Regions from separate parts of the Mus musculus genome. Here region 2 is linked to region 1. The links are chromatin contacts, found by POLR2A ChIA-PET in ENCODE. All regions are on one chromosome and are shown on one strand. Each heading gives the region's core, a stretch centred on a gene start or an enhancer-like site at or near the end of the contact. The rest is flanking DNA. Distances are from core to core; before and after follow the strand shown. Region 1 holds the start of Spryd3 (SPRY domain containing 3). Region 2 overlaps Itgb7 (integrin beta 7).

The links. ChIA-PET counts read pairs that join two places held with the same protein, here RNA polymerase II (POLR2A).
Region 2: POLR2A ChIA-PET joins it to region 1 with 16 read pairs in Patski. The contact joins the enhancer-like site here to the promoter of Spryd3 in region 1. POLR2A ChIA-PET finds 5 or more read pairs at or near these places in 3 of 5 experiments (Patski and embryonic stem cell).

Annotation. Positions count from the first base shown.
Region 1 is chr15:102,134,377-102,137,977 of GRCm38, forward strand. Spryd3 (SPRY domain containing 3) reads right to left here and starts at 1,839. Exons shown (of 11, transcript NM_001033277.3): 1 at 1,760-1,839. The coding sequence starts at 1,782.
Region 2 is chr15:102,222,634-102,226,186 of GRCm38, forward strand. Itgb7 (integrin beta 7) reads right to left here. Exons shown (of 15, transcript NM_013566.2): 3 at 1,925-2,126; 4 at 1,669-1,839; 5 at 698-939; 6 at 8-166. Among named protein-coding and RNA genes, the nearest start is that of Itgb7, 7.5 kb to the right of the region's middle. Within about 2 kb of position 2,016, at least 2 of the 3 ENCODE cell types and tissues checked have a DNase peak (open chromatin) inside an H3K27ac peak, as active enhancers do.

The DNA.
Region 1 (3,601 bases), core at 589-3,088:
CTCAGGCCCATGGTTAGAAAAAAGGTGTCATGGCAGAGAAAAACAGCCCACCAGAGCCATTGTATGTAGGGAAAGTGAATGACAATAAGGTAAGGGGGGAGAGGAGGTGTTGGAGAGATGGCTCAGCAGTTAAGAGCACAGACAGAGGTCCTGAGTTCAAATCCCAGCAACCACATGGTGGCTCACATCCATCTGTAATGAGATCTGATGCCCTCTTCTGGTGTGTCTGAAGACAGCTACAGTGTACTTACAAAAAATAAATAAATCTTAAAAAAAAATAAGAAGCCAGGCGGTGGTGGGTGGTGGCGCAGGTCTTTAATCCCAGCATTCAGGAGGCAGAGGCAGGCGGATTTCTGAGTTCAAGGCCAGCCTGGTTACAAAGTGAGTTCCAGGACAGCCAAGGCTATACAGAGAAACCCTGTCTCCAAAAACAAAAACAAAACAACAACAACAAAAAAAAAACCAGAGTAGAATAAGGTGGCAAGATATGGAAGCACAGGCCTTTAATGCCAACACTCCAGAGGTAGTGGCAGGTGGTTATCTATGACTAAGAGGCAGCCAGCCTGGTCTCAAAGCAAATTTCAGAAGACAGCAAGGTTTAGACAGAGAAACCCTGTCTAAAAAAACAAAAAGAACAGGGTAAAGCAAGAGTCTATCCACAGTCAGGACTTTTAAATTTTATTTCAAGGGTAATGAAAAACTTCTAGGGAATTGTAAACAAGAAACGGTATGAATTTTTTGTTTGTTTGTTTTTCTGAGACAGGGTTTCTCTGTGTACCTCTGGCTGTCCTGCAACTTACTAGCCTTGAACTCTGGCCTGCCTCTGCCTCCTGGGTGCTAGGATTAAAGTGTGTACCCCCACCCTGCCTGAAGCCCATGCTGTTCAATTCACTGAGCCTTCTCTTCTGCCAGAACCCCAGCCCTTTTTAGTCCGCAGAGGTAAACGGATTTCTGAATTCTTCAACAGCCTGCTCTACATAGTGTGTGCCAGGGTAGACAGGGCTACACAGTGAGGCCCTGTCTCAAACAAAAGAAAAAACAACTTAGCAGATCTTAACTCCAAGTTGTAACAGAATTCAGAGGGCCGCAGCCCCTAAAGCAGCAGCAGTACCGGAGAAAAACATGGGACTCTCTCGGTATTTAGACAACCAGCAAGGCCAGTAAATGAATGAATGAATAAAATCTTCCAGAGATCCAAAAGCGGGAAAACCATGAAGAAATATTTTCTTCCTGCCTCCCAAACACCTGGCACTGTGCCCTACACACAGTAGGTGCTTAGCAATCCTGGGCTAAGCTGAGTTCGATCCCAATGTGCACATTGGGGCTCTTCTGCAGGAGCTACAGACCAGCACATGCCCCACAAGAGCAGACACCTGCGGCGCAGCACTGGGATCCCCCAGGGCCCTGGGCCAGGACTCGAACCCAGGTAGATGCCGGAGCCCCAGATCTGAAGGCATCGGATCTTCGAGAACCTGACAGCCTCAGCACCAAGCAGCTGCCGCCGCACTGGGTCCGGGCACGGCCTCAGGACCGCGGGGTCTCTCAGGTGACACCCGGGACCACCCGGCCTTAACCTGTCAATGAGGCTACGCCCCGTCGTCACAGGCCCTGGCTGCAATGGGGAGGGTGCGCGGCGAGAGGAACGCCCGTGACCGGAGCCCCTGGCCCCGCCCTGAGGCCGCAGCCGTCGCCCAGGACCCCCGCCTCGAGATCTGCAGAGACCGAGGCCTCCGGGACCCCGCCCCCGATCCCCGCCTACCGGGGCCGCCGCGTCCTCCTCATCCATAGGCCTCTCAGCTCCGCGTTGTAGCTCTTCGGCCGCCGCCACCACACACATCCGGGTCCCCGCCCTTCCTCTGCTCCGTCAGGCCCGCCCCCACCGCTAAATCTGACCAATCCGCAGCGCTTCTTGAAGATGGGCGCCCTCAGCAGCCAATCGCAGGGCACAGGCGGTGCGGAGCGCGGCCCGGTGAGCTGGGTACCTAACACTCGGCGGCGTCTGAGGAACCCTGGTGTCGGGAGGGTGGGGGAGGCGACGTGGCTGCCCGGACGCCACCTCGGACGCCTGGAGCTCAGGGAGGCGGTCAAGGGGCGGCTCCCTTGGGGCGGAGTAGGTCCCTGTGCCCGTGCGCGAGCTTCGTGTTCCCAGAGCCAGAAGTGATGCTAAAAACCTCTCTGGAATGTCCTTTTGAGCCACTTAACGGCATGGGGGGGGGGATTTTTTTTTAATGTTATCTCCTATTTTACGCGTGAGAAGCCAGAGGCTGATCTCCACAGCGGCAGCACTCGGCTGGCACCACATGCTTTCTTCTCTCCGGAGCACCCCTTTGCACCACGTTCGTTCATTCCAGGACAGGCGTTCCAGAACAGGAGAGAACATATGCAAAAGGCACAGTGGGATGAAACCCGGGTGCTCTTTGGGCTTGGGCTTGGTAGGAAAAGTTAGCTCGGGTCAGAATGTACCGGAAAGGATACTAATCTTTATCATGCACCTCCTATAAAGGGTATGATTGTCCTTGGAAGGAATTGGGATTCTTGGACGACTTCAACGTTTTGCTCTTAAGACTGAATATTCTTTCCAGAAAGACTCATCCTGTGTCAGAAACATAAACGAACATATTTGTGTCTTTCCACATCTAAATTTATTGAGTATCAAATACATCAGCAAGCGATGTCAGCTTCATTGGCGGCAATTTGCCAATTAGACCTGATTTACATTGATAATGGGCCCTTACCAAACACATGAACTTTTACTTTAATATTAATTACTAACTCTTGGGTCACAGATTACATATCCTGTGTGTACTTATGTAGGTTAACAACATGGCTAGAAAAGGGTTAAAGAAGCCACAGCATAATTCAAGAGTTCAGAGGCCTTACTAGAGACAAGAGCTGATAGAGTGCAAAGTCACTGCAGCCAGAGAACAAACCTAGCTGGGGAGCTGCTGAAGGTTCCAGCCTGGGATGCAGCCATAGCTGCAGGTCACAGGGCTGAACACCTTCAGAGGCAAAATGTGAGACTGGGTATGGATGAATACGTGGGCAACCCGTAATGCGAGTAGGTTCCATCAGCTGTGGACCCCAGTTGGGCTGAAGCCCCAGAAACAGTCAGCATTTCTCTGTTGTCCTTTGAGGCACACACAAGGTAGTTGGTAGGGACCACTGTCCCCAGAGTGTTAGACACCTTCCTCATGGGGTCCAACTGAGGGTGTTTCTTGGTCTGATTATGTTTAATACATTCTTTTTGTTGTTGTTGTTTTCAAGACAGGGTTTCTCTGTGTAGCACTGGCTGTCCTGGAACTCACTCTGTAGACCAGGCTGGTCTTGAACTCAGAAATCCCACCTGCCTCTGCCTCCCAACTGCTGGGATTAAAGGCGTGCACCATCACTTCCCGCCGTTTTTCTTGAACCTGATGACACTTAAGTGATTTTAACACGCCCACTGACTGTATAGTCTCAATCGTTTGTATTTGGATCCATTTATAGAGTGGTACCTTTCACTTTTAAAAAACAAGATTTATTTATTTATTATGTATACAGAAGAGGGCACCAGATCTCATTACAGATGGTTGTGAGCTACTATGTGGTTGCTGGGAATTGA
Region 2 (3,553 bases), core at 766-3,265, 88 kb after region 1:
GACTCACAAACTCTGCGCTGTTCGTGTAGACACCATTGCTGTCCAGATGGCACCGCCCGTCGCTGGGCATGAAAATGCCACCCAGTTTCCCATCCCCAGCTGTGTGGAATGTATCGTCTGAAGTGAACACTAGAAGACGGGAGACATTTCTCCAGCCAATCTGTTCCTGAGGGGAAAGGGGGCAACCTGTATACCCTGCCATAGCATTTGAGATATCCCAGTGAAAGAAATTAGCAAGATTGTTCTGAGTCATTTTTGTTTGCCCCCACCCTTCTCATTTCTTCCTTTAAAAAAAAGATTTATTTTTTATATATAAGTACATTGTAGTTGTCTTCAGACACACCAGAACAGGGCTTCAGAACCCATTACAGGTGGTTGTGAGCCACCATGTGGTTGCTGGGAATTGAACTCAGGAGCAGTCAGTGCTCTTAACCGCTGAGCCCTCCCTTCCCATTTCTAATTCTCTGCTCCAAGGTCTCTGAACACCCTCCTCCAAACAAGCCTGTTGTTAGTGGAGGCCCTCTTATGAACTAGGAAAAGTGCCTCTTCTTCATGATCGTTTACTTCATCGTATCGGATAACTGTTAAGGTAAGCATGCACACCTCAGTGAGATGATATGGATACGGCACATATCCATAACAACAGGTAGTCCTGGCCCCAGACAGCTCCTGGGCTCAGATCCTAACCCTATCTCACCTGGCAGAGGGCAGCCTGCAAAATGGCATCAAAGCCGCCTTCGGGTGAGTCCAGGTTGCCAGAGACATTCTGGCGTCCCACCTCTCTCTCGAAGGCTTGAGCGTCCCCGGTGAGGGACAGCACGTGGTGAAAGCTGAAGGGTGGCTGACAACGCTCCAGTCGGCTGGGGCATGGGTGGTGAAGCTTGGAGGGCACGGTGCTTACAAAGGGCAGCACCGTTTTGTCCACGAAGGAGCCAAAACCTGAAAGCAGAAAGCGATGGGAGCTGTGCCAAAGATCACAAGGCATCGACAGGATTTAAGAGTCCCTGCTAAATACTCAGATGATACACCTAGATGACAGGGACCTGGCAAGGGCAAAAATGTGACTCAAGAAGGTGGGGATGGAGGAGATGAAGAGGAGGACCCAACAGCAGCATCCAGGCTTCCTGGAGGCTGAGGCATCCAGGGTCAAGGGTGTAGAAACAGCAGGCGGCACCAAGCCGGTGTTTTAAAGGGGGCTTGTTTATTTTGACTCAGGTTCTCTCTGTGTAGCCCTGGATGTCCTGGAACTGGCTCTGTAAACCAGGCTGTCCTCAAACTCAGAGCTCTGCCTGCCTCTGCCTTCTGGGATTAAAGGTGTGCACCGCCACTACCTGGCACGGGGTGAATTTGAGCCATAGGGGACGGGGGGGGGGGGGGATCATTACAGAATGTGGAACAGGAACACTGCATCTAGATTATCCAGAAACACTGGGTGGGCAGCTGTCTGTCTGAATAGTCTTTTAAATTCTGAGCCTCAGTTGGTCCTCCTGTAGAGCAAGGGAACCTTCAAGGGTCAATCCAAAAGCTCCTCGAGAGCTTAGACCTAGATGAGTGTCTCTTGGGAGAGATGTCAAGATCCAATGATCGAGTCTGTTAAATACTGGGAGAGTATAGTGGAAGCTAAAGGCAGTGACAAGGGCTGGCAGGGTCTAGGTAGCGCTTGCTTACCTATGCGCACAGAATGTGTGACCTCCTGCAGCCTGACCAGCAGGGCATGCCCTAGCTGGCGCACACGTTCCAAGTCGTCCTTCATTGAGTAGCTCAGGTCCATAAGGTAATATAGGTCCACGGGGTACCCCGCAGCTCGGAGGAAGCGGACCCGGAATTTCTGGGGCTCCCCTGATAGAGAAAGGGAGGATAGACTCTGAAGCCCAGTGCATTCCAGGCCAGCCCAGACTTGCACCCCGCGCTGCCCCGGACTCACCTGGTCGCAGCGTGACGCGGATCCGCTGCGGGGCCAGCTGGGTGGCCCCCTCGCCGCGATCTCCCTGGCTGAGCGGCTTGTCCTGCAGCACCTCCTGGCGGCCTCTCGGCTCCTCTAGCTCCTGCGCGGGGCACCCGCGAGCCAGTAGCTCCTCTCGCCGCGCGCAGCGCCTCGCCTCTGCCTCTCCCGAGGCAGTGAAGTTCTGTACCCCAAGAGGAGGCTCACTGAACCCCAGCCCCCACGGCCCCTCAACCGACTAACAACACCACCCTGCAAACCCTGCCGCCTGCAATCGCCTGCACATCCCGGTCTGTTCTCAGCCAGCCTCCAATGAGCCCTGATTTATTCTTACAGTTCACTCACTCCACAGCTACTATGGAAAACCTATAGTACTTTCTTCTTCATCAGCGCCCACTTCCAGTAGCAGTCCTCCCCGCTTTCCGGAACTCAACGTCCCCTTTCCCGAAGTCTCCCACCTATGCTTTCTCATTAGAGCTACAAACTTCCGTTGAGATCTCAGGGTCTTCAAGGTTACAGAAAAACCACCCCGTAGTCCATCTTCCCCTGCATGGCCAGATTAAAATAGGAAGGGGGTCAGTCACACCAGTTTCTGGGAAGGAGGACGATAAAGACGACAGAAAGACACACGTGCACGCACGCGCGCGTACACACACACACACACACACACACACACACACACACACACGACGTCTGGTACCCTGCACTGACTGACAAGCCGCAGGGGAAGGAAATGGCTAGGTGGCTTCTCCGTGGGCAATGGTGCCAGCCCCTAGGGAACGGAAGAGGTAGATACAGACCAGCAGCTGTTCCCAGGGGCTTATCTCTCTAGCCACTGTCTAGGTCCTCTGCCTCCCTGACTACGGAGTTTCATGATCAGTAGTTTCTTGGGCCCCCTAGGCAGCTGTAAACATGGCTGCCTGTCAGTGTGTCTATCTTACCAAGCCTGCACTTATCTAAATCTCCATCTTTCTGTGAGAGACTGCCTCAGAGGCCCTTCCACGAGCACTTCCTCTTTTTTTTTTATTTTTGTTTTTTTTTTTTTTTTTGTTTTTCGAGACAGGGTTTCTCTATAGCCCTGGCTGTCCTGGAACTCACTTTATAGACCAGGCTGGCCTCGAACTCAGAAATCCACCTGCCTCTGCCTCTCGAGTGCTGGGATTAAAGGCGTGTGCTACCACGCCTGGCTGAGCACTTCCTCTTTAAGGCATCCATAAAGAGCAGCTTTTTTAAAAAACTAATTTTTTATTTATTTTTATGTATATAAGTACACTGTAGCTGTCTTCAGACACACACCAGAAGAGTGCATCAAATCCCATTACAGAGGGTTGTGAGCCACCATGTGGTTGCTGAGAATTGAGCTCAGAACCTCTGGAAGAACAGTCGGTGTTCTTAACCCCTGAGCCATCTCTCCAGCCCAAGAACAGCTCTTTTGACCAGCAAGGAATACACACTCCCCAGCATCCTTACCCCTCAGGTACCCCAGACCTTCCCAGTGGCCTCCTCCCATACACTCACATAAATCCACAGGTTTTTGGAAGCCTTCATATATTTCCCTCTCCAGAATGCATGCCGGGAAATCATAATCTGCACATACATGCCTGACTCAGA